Regions from separate parts of the Homo sapiens genome. Here region 2 is linked to region 1. The links are chromatin loops, found by intact Hi-C in ENCODE. Cell type or tissue: dorsolateral prefrontal cortex. All regions are shown on one strand. Each heading gives the region's core, and the rest is flanking DNA. Links, peaks and the distances in the headings are about the cores only.

Region 1 (6,317 bases), core at 368-5,367:
CTACTGTTCCCTCAAAGTCATACCAGCCCAAGTTCTAATTCCCAGGTCCTTGTTCTAGAAGGCCGTAGGTGGACTAGACTTGTGTTGAACCTCTCCCTCCTCCCCCCAGGTATTCTTGCTGCCTTCTTTCTTTTTTTTTTTTTTTGAGATGGAGTCTCACTCTGTAGCCCAGGCTGGAGTACAGTGGCAAGATCTTGGCTCACTGCGACCTCCACCTCCCAGGTCCCGGTTCAAGCAATTCCCCAGCCTCAGCCTCCCAAGTAGCTGGCATTACAGGCCCCCACCACCACACCCGGATAATCTTTTGTATTTTTAGTAGAGACAGGGTTTCGCCATGTTGGCCAGGCTGGTCTCAAACTCCTGGCCTCAAGTGATTCACCTGTCTCGGACTCCCAAAGTGCTAGGATTACAGGCGTGAGCCACCACGCCCAGCCTAACTTGAGCATTTTCTAAGCTAGAATACTATCTCTGTGGTGTTAAGAGGAGCTTGTTCCACATACTGATCTTGTGTGTGGCAACTTTTAATTTATATCTGAGGGTCCCATCTGCTCAGGGACCAGGACCTAATCAGCCAGGTCTTCACATGGAGGTGATGAGCACTGGGGACTATGTCTGTGATGCCTCCCTCAGGGGTACCCTCACACCGGTCCCTTAGTAGCTGTAGGAAGACCAGCACAGTAGCCAGGGGGACCTGTGCTAAAGGGCATCTGCGAGGTTGCTGCCACTTGCTAGCCACTGACCTTCAGCAAGCTTCTTGACCCTTTTAAGCTTCAGTTTCCTCATTTGTAAAGTGGATGTATTTATAGTACTATCTTTAGGACTGCCGTGGGGATTAAGTGAAAGGATTAGTAAGCATTCAATAAGTGGTGGCTATTATTAGTACAGATGTCATCCATCTATGACTGAAGAGGTGGTCCAGGCCAGAGGGCACACATGGCAAAGAGGAAAGAGAGAACAACCCCCACCCAATTCCTTCTGGAACATTCCCAGCAGGACTCCACTAGGCCCAGCACTCGTCTTATAGGCAACAGGCCCAGTTCTGTTGTGTAAACACAAATACACAAACACACACACACACACACACACACACTCTCTCTCTCTCTCTCTCTCCTGAAGCCACAGTGACAGGCCCAGAACACTGACTACAAAATAAATTTAACTAAAATTGTTTTGTCTTTACTACTAACAATACATGTTTACTGTAGAAAAATTAAGAAGTTCAGATAATAAAATAAAAATAAAAACTATTTATAATGCTACCATTCAAAAATAACCAATGCGCTGTTACTATTTTGGTATATGTCCTTCCCTACATTCCTTTTTTTTTTTTTTGAGATGGAGATTTGCTCTTGTAGCCCAGGCTGGAGTGCAATGGCACGATCTTGGCTCACTGCAACCTCTGCCTCCCTGATTCAAGTGATTCATCTGCCTTAGACTCCAGAGAAGCTGGGACTATAGGTGTGCACCACTACGCCCAGCTAAATTTTTTTGTATTTTTAGTAGAGACGGGGTTTCACCATTTTGGCCAGACTAAGCCTCCAACTCCTGACCTCAGGTGATCCTCCTGCCTCAGCCTCCCAAAGTGCTGGGATTACAGGCGTGAGTCACTGAGCCCGGCCAGTTGTTTTTATTATTTTCACTGCACTGCTTTATAAATAATGCTGTGGAGAACATCACTTACAAACATTCGTAATTATTTCCATTGAATAAATTTCAAGAAATTAAATTCTTATGTCAGAGTATAGCTATTCAGCTGTTGTCTCGTAGCTCCAAATCCACTCTTTTTTTTTAAAATTTTTTTAGATCTCGGCTAACTACAACCTCCACCTCCCGGGTTCAAGCTATTCTCCTGCCTCAGCTTCTCAAGTTGCTGGGATTACACGCATGCGTCACCCGGCTAATTTTGTTTTGTTTTGTTTTTTGTTTTGTTTTTGAGATGAAGTCTTGCTCTGTCACCAGGCTGAAGTGCAGTAGCGCGATCTTGGCTCATTGCAACCTCTGCCTCCCGGGTTCAAGAGATTCTCCTGCCTCAGCCTCCCGAGTAGCTGGGACTACAGGCACATGCCACCATGTCCAGCTAATTTTTGTTTTTGAGACGGAGTTTTGCTCTTGTTGCCCAGGCTGGATTACAATGGCGCGATCTTGGCTCACCGTAACCTCTGCCTCGCGGGTTCAAGTGATTCTCCTGCCTCAGCCTCCCAAGTAGCTGGGATTACAGGCATGTGCCACCATGCCAGGCTAATTTTGTATTTTTAGTAGAGACAGGGTTTCACCATGTTGGTCAGGCTGGTTTTGAACTCCCGACCTCAGGTGATTCGCCCACCTCAGCCTCCCAAAGTGCTGGGATTACAGCGTGAGCCACTGTGCCAGGCCTAATTTTTGTATTTTTAGTAGAGACGGGGTTTCACCATGTTGGCGAGGCTCATCTCGATCTCTTGACCTTGTGATCCACCCACCTCAGTCTTCCAAAATGCTGGGATTACAGGCGTGAGCCACCACGCCCGGCCTTTTACTTTTAGTAGAGACTAGGATTCACCATTTTGGTCAGGCTAGTCTCGAACTCCTGACCTCAGGTGATCCACTGCCTTGGCCTCCCAAAGTGCTGGGATTACAAGTGTAAGCTACTGTGCCTGGCCGAAACCCAGTCTTTTTACCCTTTTTTTTTTTTTTTTTTTTTTTTTTTTAGAAACAGGGTCTTGCTTTGTTTCACAGGCTGGAACGCAGCAGCAAGATCATAGCTCACTGCAGCCTTGAACTCCTGGGCTCAAGCCTTCCTCCCACCTCTGCCTCCTTAGTAGCTGGGACAACAGGCATCTAATTTTTAAATTTTTCGTAGAGATGGGGTCTCGCCATGTTGCCCAGGCTGGTCTCCAACTCTTAGGCTCAAACAATCCTCCCACCTTGGCCTCCTAAAGTGCTAGGATTATTAGCTGGAGTCACCGTGCCCAGCCCACATGCACTCTTTGTAGTTGGCTTTGTGATTCTGGGGCTGGCACTGCAGAATCTTTCCTTTGGCAGCCCGCCCTCTCTAGGGTTGCCAATAGGGGGTGCTGCAGGAGAACTGGAAAACTGAAGGAGAAACAAGGGACTTAGGACCTTGCACTTACTGTCAGCAGTAGCAGTTGGTTCCAATTTTCAGCTTTGTCTCGTACCCCCAGAGCTAGCAACCGTGCACAACCCCCGAGAGAGACACCAGCACCTACTGGCCAAGGGCCTTCCACAGAGGACTGGGTCCTAGCTCCGTCCAAGCCCTCATCAGGGCAGCTGGGTTCTGAGATCCCCAGGCTCTTCCCTTGGGTCCCCAGACTGAGGGATAGAAGATGGCTACTTCCTGCACCTACTATTTGTTATCCCAGTGCTTTTTTTTTTTCTTTTTTGAGACGGAGTCTTGCCCTTTCTCCTAGGCTGGAGCACACTGGTGTGATCTCAGTTCAATGCAACCTCTGCCTCCTAGGTTCACTCGATTCTCGTGCCTCGGCCTCCTGAGTAGCTGGGATGACAGGCGCCGCCCGCCACACCCAGCTAATTTTTGTATTTTTAGTAGAGACGGGGTTTCTCCATGTTGGCCAGGCTGGTCACAAATTCCTGATCTCAGGTGATCCACCCGCCTCGGCCTCCCAAAGTGCTGGGATTACAGGTATGAGCCACCGCACCTGGCCCCGATAAAAGCATTTTTAAGGCTCTTGGTGTGGGCTGCTAAACTGCCTTTCAGAAAGGCTTTAAATTTGCATTCTCATGAGAGTTTCATAGCACTAAATCTGCACACTGGCTATAGGGTAGATTAAGCAGGTTTTTTTGCAGGTTAGCTTACTTCTCCACAACCATGTTTGTACCAGGTATTTTCAACTTAAGAAATAAATTTGACAGGTGAAAAGTGGTATTATTATTATTATTATTATTATTATTATTATTATTTGAGACGGAGTCTTGTTCTCTTGCCCAGGCTGGAATACAGTGGCGGGATCTCGGCTCACTGCAACTTCTGCCTCCCGGGTTCAAGCAATTCTCCTCCCTCAACCGCCCTGGGACTACAGGCACCTGCAACCATGCCCGGCTAATTTAATTTTTTTTTCTATTTTTAGTAGAGATGGGGTTTCACCATACTGGCCAGGCTGGTCTTGAACTCCTGACCTTGTGATCCGCCCGCCTCGGCCTCCCAAAGTGCTGGGATTACAGGCATGAGCCACCGCACCCGGACCAAGAATATGCATTTTTAACAAGCTCCCTGTTTCACCCACACTTTGGAAAGTGGGTTATAGGATAGTGTTAAAAAACAAATGCTGTAAGTTCAAAGGTAAAATGAACCAGATAATTCCATTCAGATAACACTACCAACTTGTGCTCTTGATACCCTGGGTCTCGGTGCCAATCATCTGACTTTCAGTAGTTCCTGCTGAATCATCAGAGACCAGTAGGTGGAATGGTTGTCCTATTCCTAACTACTCAGGGCAAGAAGAACCAAAAGTACATCCTCTGCAGGCCACAGGTTAGTAGGCTATACACACAGGTAGCAGGATATTAGGTAACAGGCTTAGAGCAACGTCGTCCACTAGCTTTAGATGACCTTACCTAAGTTGGCCTGCCATGTGCTACACTGTGTTCCAGCAACCTACCTGTATAAAACTTCATCAGGGAAGGTACCAACAACTTGGTGGAGAGAGGATGGTTCTCAATCATTTCAAAAAACTTCTGGGTTCGTGGCTGAACAGCAGGGTTGGTCATAAACATGACTTCTACCAGTTTGGCCACCAAATATGGGTTTCGGATGTAGTTCTGGTTGCACAACATCACAACAAGGAACATCACAATATCCTGAGTACAGGGCTCATAAAGCGCCTGGGGAGAGTATCTGAACAGAGGCAAGAAGAGCAAGAAAGAGACCGCTGAGAAACTGCTGAGAAACTCATCTTGGGTGAAGGCTGGTGTCAGTAAGTGAGGAGGGGAAGGCAGGATAAGTAGGTTTGGGAGTGCCCTTGAACTCATTCAGTTTACAGTGACTTTTTTTTTTTTTTGAGACAGAGTCTCGCTCTGTCGCCCAGGCTGGAGTGCAGTGGCGCGATCTCGGCTCACTGCAAGCTCCGCCTCCCAGGTTCACGCCATTCTCCTGCCTCAGCCTCCCGAGTAGCTGGGACTACAGGCACCTGCCACCATGCCCGGCTAATTTTTTTTGTATTTTTAGTAGAGATGGGGTTTCACCATGTTAGCCAGGATGGTCTCGATCTCCTGACCTCGTGATCCGCCCGCCTCGACCTCCCAAAATGGTGGGATTACAGGCATGAGCCACTGCGCCCAGCCTATTTTTTTTTTTTTTTCTTGAGATGGAGCCTCGCTGTGTTGCCCAGGCTGGAGTGCAGTGGCACAATCTCGGCTCACTGAAACCTCCGCCTCCAAAGTTCAAGCGATTCTCCTGCCTCAGCCTCCTGAGTAGCTGGGACTACAGGTGCCTGCCACCATGCCCAGCTAACTTTTGTATTTTTAGTAGAGATGGGGTTTCACCATGTTGGCCAGGATGGTCTTGATCTTTTGACCTCGTGATTTGCCCACCTTGGCCTCCCAAAGTGCTGGGATTACAGGCATGAGCCATTGCACCCAGCCTACAGTGACTATTCACACTGTAACAAGACAGATTTAAAACCAAACATGGTTACTGGCTGTAGCATGTTATATTAACTATAAACAAAACCTATGATCAAATCAGATAAACTTCACAAAAGATCATCACTACCAAAACATAAAAATTTTGATAGTTTTTTTTTAATCTCTGCTGAAAATGAGAATAAATGAAATTTTTCAAATAGGTGTCTTTTGTATCACTGTGCATAGAACAAATTTTAAAATGTGACTTGAGTTGCTTAAATTCCAAGGTTGGTTTTTCAACAAATAAACCACGTTTTTGAGTCACTTTTAAAATTTCATACCAATCAAAATCACGTGTCACCAATGATTTGGGTTTTTTTGTGTATGTTGCCCAGGTTGGAGTGTAGTGGCATGATCTCTGCTCATTGCAACCTCTGCCTTGATTTGGGCTTTTTTTTAAAGGCAGCTTTTATGACAGCAATATTAACTTGCTCCATTTACTTTTGGCCCTTATTTTAAAATCATTTATACTAATTTTGTTTTTTTCCTGTTGTTTGTTACAAAACTTTCACAATTTGTATTCTGTGACTGGGGACCTATACTATTTATTTATTTATTTTTTAAAGAGATGCAGACTTGCTGCATTGCCCAGACTGGTCTTGAACTAGGCTCAAGCAATCCTCCTGCATGTCTGGGACTACAAGCATGAGCCACAGTGCCCAGCATGACTTTTACTTTTC
Region 2 (6,317 bases), core at 424-5,423, 100 kb after region 1:
CATCGCTACAAAAAAAATTTTTTAAATTAGCTGGGTGTGGCAGCACACGCCTGTAGTCCTAGCTACTCAGGAGGCTAAGACAGGAGGATCACCGGAGCCCAGGAGTTCAAGGCTACAGTGAGCTATGATGCTGCCAGTGCACTCCAGCCTGGGAAACAGTGAGATCTTGTCTCAGAATAAAGAAAGGAAAGAAAAGAAAAAGAAGGAAAGAAAAGAAAAGAAAAGAAAAGAAAAAATGATGAAAAGGTGGCCTACGAGACATTTTCACAAGCATTTGTTCCAATTGGCATTCATTAAAATTCTCCCACTCACAACCCATTCTAATCATAACATTTCAAGCCAAAAGATGCTTTATTCATGTTTCCCTAAACTAGAAATCACCAAACCTTTTGGCACAAGGACATCTGTTCAAAGTAAAAACACGCCGGGTGCGGTGGCTCACACCTGTAATCTCAGCACTTTGGGAGGCCGAGGCAGGTGGATCCCCTGAGGTCCGGAGTTCAAGCCCAGCCTGACCAACATGGAGAAACCCCATCTCTATTAAAAATACAAAAATTAGCTGGGCATGGTGGTGCATGCCTGTAATCCCAGCTACTCGGGAGGCTGAGGCAGGAGAATCGCTTGAACCCGGGAGGTGGAGCTTGCAGTGAGCCAAGATTACACCACTGCACTCCAGCCTGGGCAACAAGAGCAAAACTCCATCTCAAAAAAAAAAAAAAAAAAAGGAGAAAGATAATATTACAGACACCAAGGGAATGGGTACTGTTCCAAAAAAAATGCCCCGCAAGTGTTACCATGGCTAGACTGGAAGAGTCTACAATGTTACCCAGCATGCTGCTGGCATTGTAGTAAATGAACAATGGCAACAGTCTTGCCAAGAGAATTAATATGCATATTGAGCACATTAAGCGCTCTAAAGGCCAGCATCATTTCCTAAAACTCATGAAGGAAAATGATCAGAAAAAGAAGAAAGCCAAAGAGAAAGGTACCAGAGAAGCACACTGTGTGAGAACCAATGGGAAGAAGCCTGAGCTGCTGGAACCTATTACCTATGAATTCATGGCATAAGAGGTGTGAAAAAAATAAAAGACCTCTGAACTGTCAAAATGTTTCTCTTCATTGAGTAGAAGTGTGGTGTCCCCTCGCCCAAAGAACTATTTAAAGCAAATTTTAATTGTGTCCTAATTCATTATGCCATGTCTTTACTATTCAAATTTAATGTATTTCTTGCTGAAAGATGTGAGGTGGCTTACTGTGCAACAAATTACTCAATTGGTTAGAAAACAGCCAGATATTACTTACAAAATATTTGTATTGGTTTGAAGATAGTCCCTCTAAATCATCATGGAAGAAATAAAATAGCTTACAAAAATAAAAATTAAAAAAAGAATATGGAAATAAATGTTTATGTGTCAAAAATCCTGTCTTTTTTTTTAAAAAAAATCTAATATTTCTAATTACTACCCCAACAACAAAAAAAGATTTGATGAAGGAAAATGAGTTATCTAAAGATTCAATATCAGATGGACATGGTGGTTCACACCTGTAATCCCAGCACTTTGGGAGGCCAAGGCAGGAGGATCACTTGAACCCAGGAATTCAAGACCAGCCTGGGCAACATAGCGAGGCCTTGTCTACAAATAATAAAAGAATTAGCCAGGCATGGTGGCAACACCTGTGGTCACAGATACTTAGAAGGCTGAGGTGGGAGGATCACTTGAGCCCGAAAGGTCGAGGCTGCAAGTGAGCCGTGATCACGCCACTGCACTCCTGCACTCTAGCCTGGGTGACATAGCAAGACCTTGTCTCAAAAAAAAAAAGTTTTCAAAATCAGCCATGCAGCGGGTAGGGAGAGCATTAAGAAAAATAGCTAATGCATGCTGGACTCAGTTACTAAGTGATGGGTTGATAGGTGCAGCAAACCACCACGGTACACGCTTACCTATGTAACAAACTTACACATCCAGCCCATATACCCCAGAACTTGATTGTGCCACTGCACTCCAGCCTGGGCGACGAGCAAAATTCCATCTCAAAAAAATTAAATAAAAAATAAATAGGCCAGGCGCAGTGGCTCACGCCTGTAATCCCAGGACTTTGGGAGGCTGAGGCGGGTGGATCACGAGGTCAGGAGATCGAGACTACCCTGGCTACCACAGTGAAACCCCGTCTCTACTAAAAATACAAAAAAATTAGCCGGGCATGGTGGTGCATGCCTGTAGTCCCAGCTACTTGGGAGGCTGAGGCAGGAGAATGGCGTGAACCTGGGAGGTGGAGCTTGCAGCGAGCCGAGATCGCGCCACTGCACTCCAGCCTGGGCAACAGAGAGAGACTCCGACTCAAAATAAATAAATAAATAAATAAATAAAAGCCATGCACGGTTGTAAACACCTGTGGTCCCAGTTACTCGGGAGGCTGAGGTGGGAGGGTCGCTGATGAAATTAGGAGATGGGGCCTTTGGGATGTGATGAGGTCCTGAGGGCGGAACCCCTGATGACCTGCGGATTAATGCCCTTATAAAAGAAAGCCCAGGGGGCTCCTTTGCTCCTTCCTCCAAGTGAGGACACAGTGAGAAAACAGGTATCTATGAACCAAGAAGTTGGCTCTCAAGAAACTAAATCTCTTAGCACCTTGATCTTGGAACTTCTCAGCCTCCAGAATGCAGAACGGTGAATAACAAATTGCTGCTGTGTACAAGCCACCCACTTTATGGCATTTTGTTATAATAGTCCAAATGAACTACGACATCTACCCAGGCATATATCCACCCACACAGAAAAAGTCAATGACAACCAAGACCAGCTACAGAATGTTCAGGGCCCCATGACAAATGAATATGCAGGCTACCTTGTTCAAATGTATTAAGAATTTCAAGACAGCAACAGCAGAGCATTAAACCAAGCGTGGGGCACCTCTGCCTGCAGTCACATGCCTGTGAAGCTGGCCCTGGTGACAAGTATAGACACAGGTCTAACAAAAGACCATGATCACAGACATGATTCCTGAGGAGTGCCTGGCACGATGGGTGCTCAATATGATCTACCCGGACATCTTAGAAGTTCAATTCCCAAAAACGTCCATTAAAGCAGTGTGCTACCTCATCTAGTCAGAAAATCTAACTAATTAAATCACCACTGACCAGGCCCAGTGGCTCATGCCTATAATCCCAGCATTTTGGGAGGCTAAGGCCGGAGGATCATTTGAGCCCAGGAGTTCAAGACCAGCCTGGGCAACATAGTGAGACCCTGTCTCTACAAAAAAAAAAATTAAAAAATCAGCCAGGTATGGTGGCATGCACCTATAGTCCCAGCTACTCGGGAGGCTGAGGTGGAAGGATTGCTTGAACCCAGGAGGCGGAGGTTGCAGTGAGCCAAGATGGCACCACTACACTCCAGCCTGGGTGACAGAGCAAGACCCCGTCTCAAAAAAAAAAAAAAATGACACTATTAGACATCTAGAATTTATACCAAGCACTGACAGGGAACAAAGAAGCAATATGCATTGAATGTGTCATGTTTAATTAGAAAGGTAAAGTCACTTCTCAATCTAGGACCCAAAAGATACCTCTTTTCCCAGTCTTGACACTGCTGCCAAAGAACTGGACAAGATGCCAAAGATTTAGCAGCTGTTGAGTAGTTAATACAATGACATCCAATTCAGAGATTTTCTCCCCCTGCTGGGAGGGGTACAATTCTTTCAGAAGACAAAAATAAGTCATCTGATGGGAGTAAAGTGTGTCACCTCAGGCTGTATTCTTTAGTCCTGATATGCAGAACATTTCTCCTGGGACTCCTCGAGTCCCCTTTCTGCACACTCTTCTTTCCCTTTCAAAGCTCTACACTCCACCTTCACCCTCTTAGTACATTCAGGCCACCAATCACTCCACGTTTTAGAAAAAGTGGTAGCAGTGTGGCTCAATACAAAAGATGGCCCCTGGGTGAGAAGAGATTTTTGGAACTAATGGGTCGGGGGAGAGGATTCCAACCCAACCTTTCACATAAGCCACGGTCTATTTGCTACCTTAACTAGTAAGATACCACTATTTATGCTGTTGGCATTATTATATGCAAAAGATTTGTTAGATGTTATATGGACACCAACTAAAACTCCAATTATACACAATTCAATCTTACTTTGAGAACTAACTTGTCCCAAGAATCCACTCGGCCAGGTCACTACACCATGCACACTTCACATCACTCCAATTAATCTGAAGAACAGTGCTACGAGATGGTATTCCATACCCCCATTTTATAAGTGAGGAAACTGAGGCTCAGAAAGATTAAGTACTTTCCCCAGAATCATCCAATTTGTTGCTCCAAATAAAATCCAGGTAAGAGCCAGGAACAGTGGCATGCCTGTAGTCCCAGCTATTCAGGAGGCTGAGGCGGGAAAATCATCTGAGCCCAGGAGTTTGAGGCTGCAGTGAGCTATGATAATGCCACTGCACTCCAGCCTGGGCCATAGAGCAAGTCCTGTCTCAAAACAAAAAGCAAACAACCAAAAAAGCCTGCAAGTATGTCTGACTCTGAATTAGAACTCTGATAATGAGGCTTTTTTCATCAAGTGCCTACCTTAACCTAATTAACACAACTTAATGCAGCAAACAAATAAACTATTGCAATACTAGAATTGGGAGGCAGGCCGGTTGTGGTGGCTCACGCCTATAATCTCAACACTTTGGGAGGCCGAGGAGGGAAGATGGCTTGAGGCCAGGAGTTGGAAACCAGCCTGGGCAACATGGCAACATAGTGAAACTCCACCTCTATAAAAAAAAAAAAAAAAAGAATAGGAGTCCTGAAAAGACATGTTGTATCACTGCATTCATTCATGCATTGAACAAGTATTTGTTCTGAGCCACTCTGTGCCAAGCCCTGTGCCAGAACTTGGATAAAAAGCAGTAAACAAGAATAGCCAGGAGTTCATATCCCAGTAGGAGCTACACCAAGTGAATAAATAATTCAATGCAGTGTGGTTAATGTTAGGAGAGAAGTGATTTTAATGAAACCCCTTTCCCGTTCCTCCAACTTCTCCCTATCACCTACTCCTTCAGCTGCTGCAGACCCTTAGTGGTTTTGGAGAGCTTGGGGTCACACATTTGGCTATGCCTGATATATCTCAAAACCTTTCAGATCAGGCCAGGCACACTGGCTCACACCTGTAATCCCAACACTTTGGGAGGCCAAGGCAGGCGGATCACCTGAGGTCAGGAGTTCAAGACCAGCCTGACCAACATGGCAAAACCTGGTCTCTACTAAACATACGAAAATTAGCCAAGTGTGGTGGTGCATGCCTGTAATCCCAGCTACTCGGGAGGCTGAGGCAGGAGAATTGCTTGAACCCCAGAAGTGGAGGTTGCAGTGAGCCAAGAGCGCCACTGCACTCCAGCCTGGGTGACAAGAGCAAGACTCTGTCTCAAAAAAAACCAGCCTTTCAGATCAGCAAGCAGCTACCAATATCCCATATTTGCCATCTTCAGTTTTTCTCCAATGTTCTCATATTTCTATCATCAATTTCAAAAGAATGAATGTAACAGAATTTGCCCAGAGTAAGAAGTAAATGAAACATTTCTCTTCACCACAGACTTATTTTTCTAACTTTTTTTTTTTTTTTTTGAGACAGGGTCTTTTGCTCTCTCGCCCAGACTAGAGGGCAGTGACATGGATCATGGCTCACTGCACCCTGGACCTGCCGGGCTCAAGTGATTCTCCCATCTCAGCCTCCCGAGTAGCTGGGACCACAGGTGCATGCCACCACACCCAGCCATTTTGGACATATGGGGTCTCCCTATGTTGTCCAAGTTGGTCTCAAACTCCTGGACTCAAGTGATCTGCCCACCTTGGCCTCCCAAATTGCTGGGGTTACAGGCATGAGACACTATGCCCAGCCAACATTGTTTCCTAATTTAAAAAAATTTTTTTTTTTTTTAGAGAAAAGGTCTTATGATATTGCCCAGGCTGCCCTCAAACTCCTGGGCTCAAGTGATCCTCCTGCCTTGGCCTCCCAAGTAGCAGGGATTGCAGGCATGCATCATTGCGTCTGGCTACAGTGTTCTAATTGTCAAAATCCTAGTCATCTTTAAAGACTAATTCAAATCTTCCCAGTCCCCTCCCTACATTCCCCATCAGAATTAACTGCCCCATCAACCGTACCCCCTTTACTGAAATGTCTATTTAGCACTTGAAGTCTAGCTGGTTGCGTTCCTGTGTCCCCAGCTGCAGCCTGAGGTCACTGAAGGTAAAGACCAGGTCTTCGTCATATTCGAGCAGCATCTCCACATAGTCAGCCCTCAGTACCTGGCACAAAGCCCAAAAATA

What was found. A loop is a pair of places that touch in the nucleus more often than their neighbours do. Peaks named below come from ENCODE experiments on the same cell type or tissue, not always from the same donor. Only the 100,000 strongest peaks of a DNase experiment are listed, where the experiment ranks them.
Region 2: a loop joins it to region 1, with 2.9 times the contacts of the local background. A loop is called at or near these places in 3 of 110 quality-filtered maps.

The regions. Positions count from the first base shown.
Region 1 is chr1:10,149,858-10,156,174 of GRCh38, reverse strand. It overlaps UBE4B (ubiquitination factor E4B), which reads right to left. Exons shown (of 28, transcript NM_001105562.3): 21 at 4,614-4,849. Among named protein-coding and RNA genes, the nearest start is that of KIF1B, 58 kb to the left of the region's middle. RefSeq lists a silencer at 821-1,022. In dorsolateral prefrontal cortex, for the core only: a CTCF peak has its summit at 3,042 (motif pointing right); a DNase peak (open chromatin) is centred at 3,024; H3K27ac peaks cover 4,063 bases.
Region 2 is chr1:10,049,191-10,055,507 of GRCh38, reverse strand. The region is part of intron 1 of UBE4B (ubiquitination factor E4B); the gene reads right to left. It also overlaps the pseudogene RPL21P21. Among named protein-coding and RNA genes, the nearest start is that of UBE4B, 19 kb to the right of the region's middle. In dorsolateral prefrontal cortex, for the core only: no CTCF peak of the experiment used is centred there; no DNase peak of the experiment used is centred there; H3K4me3 peaks cover 523 bases; H3K27ac peaks cover 3,934 bases.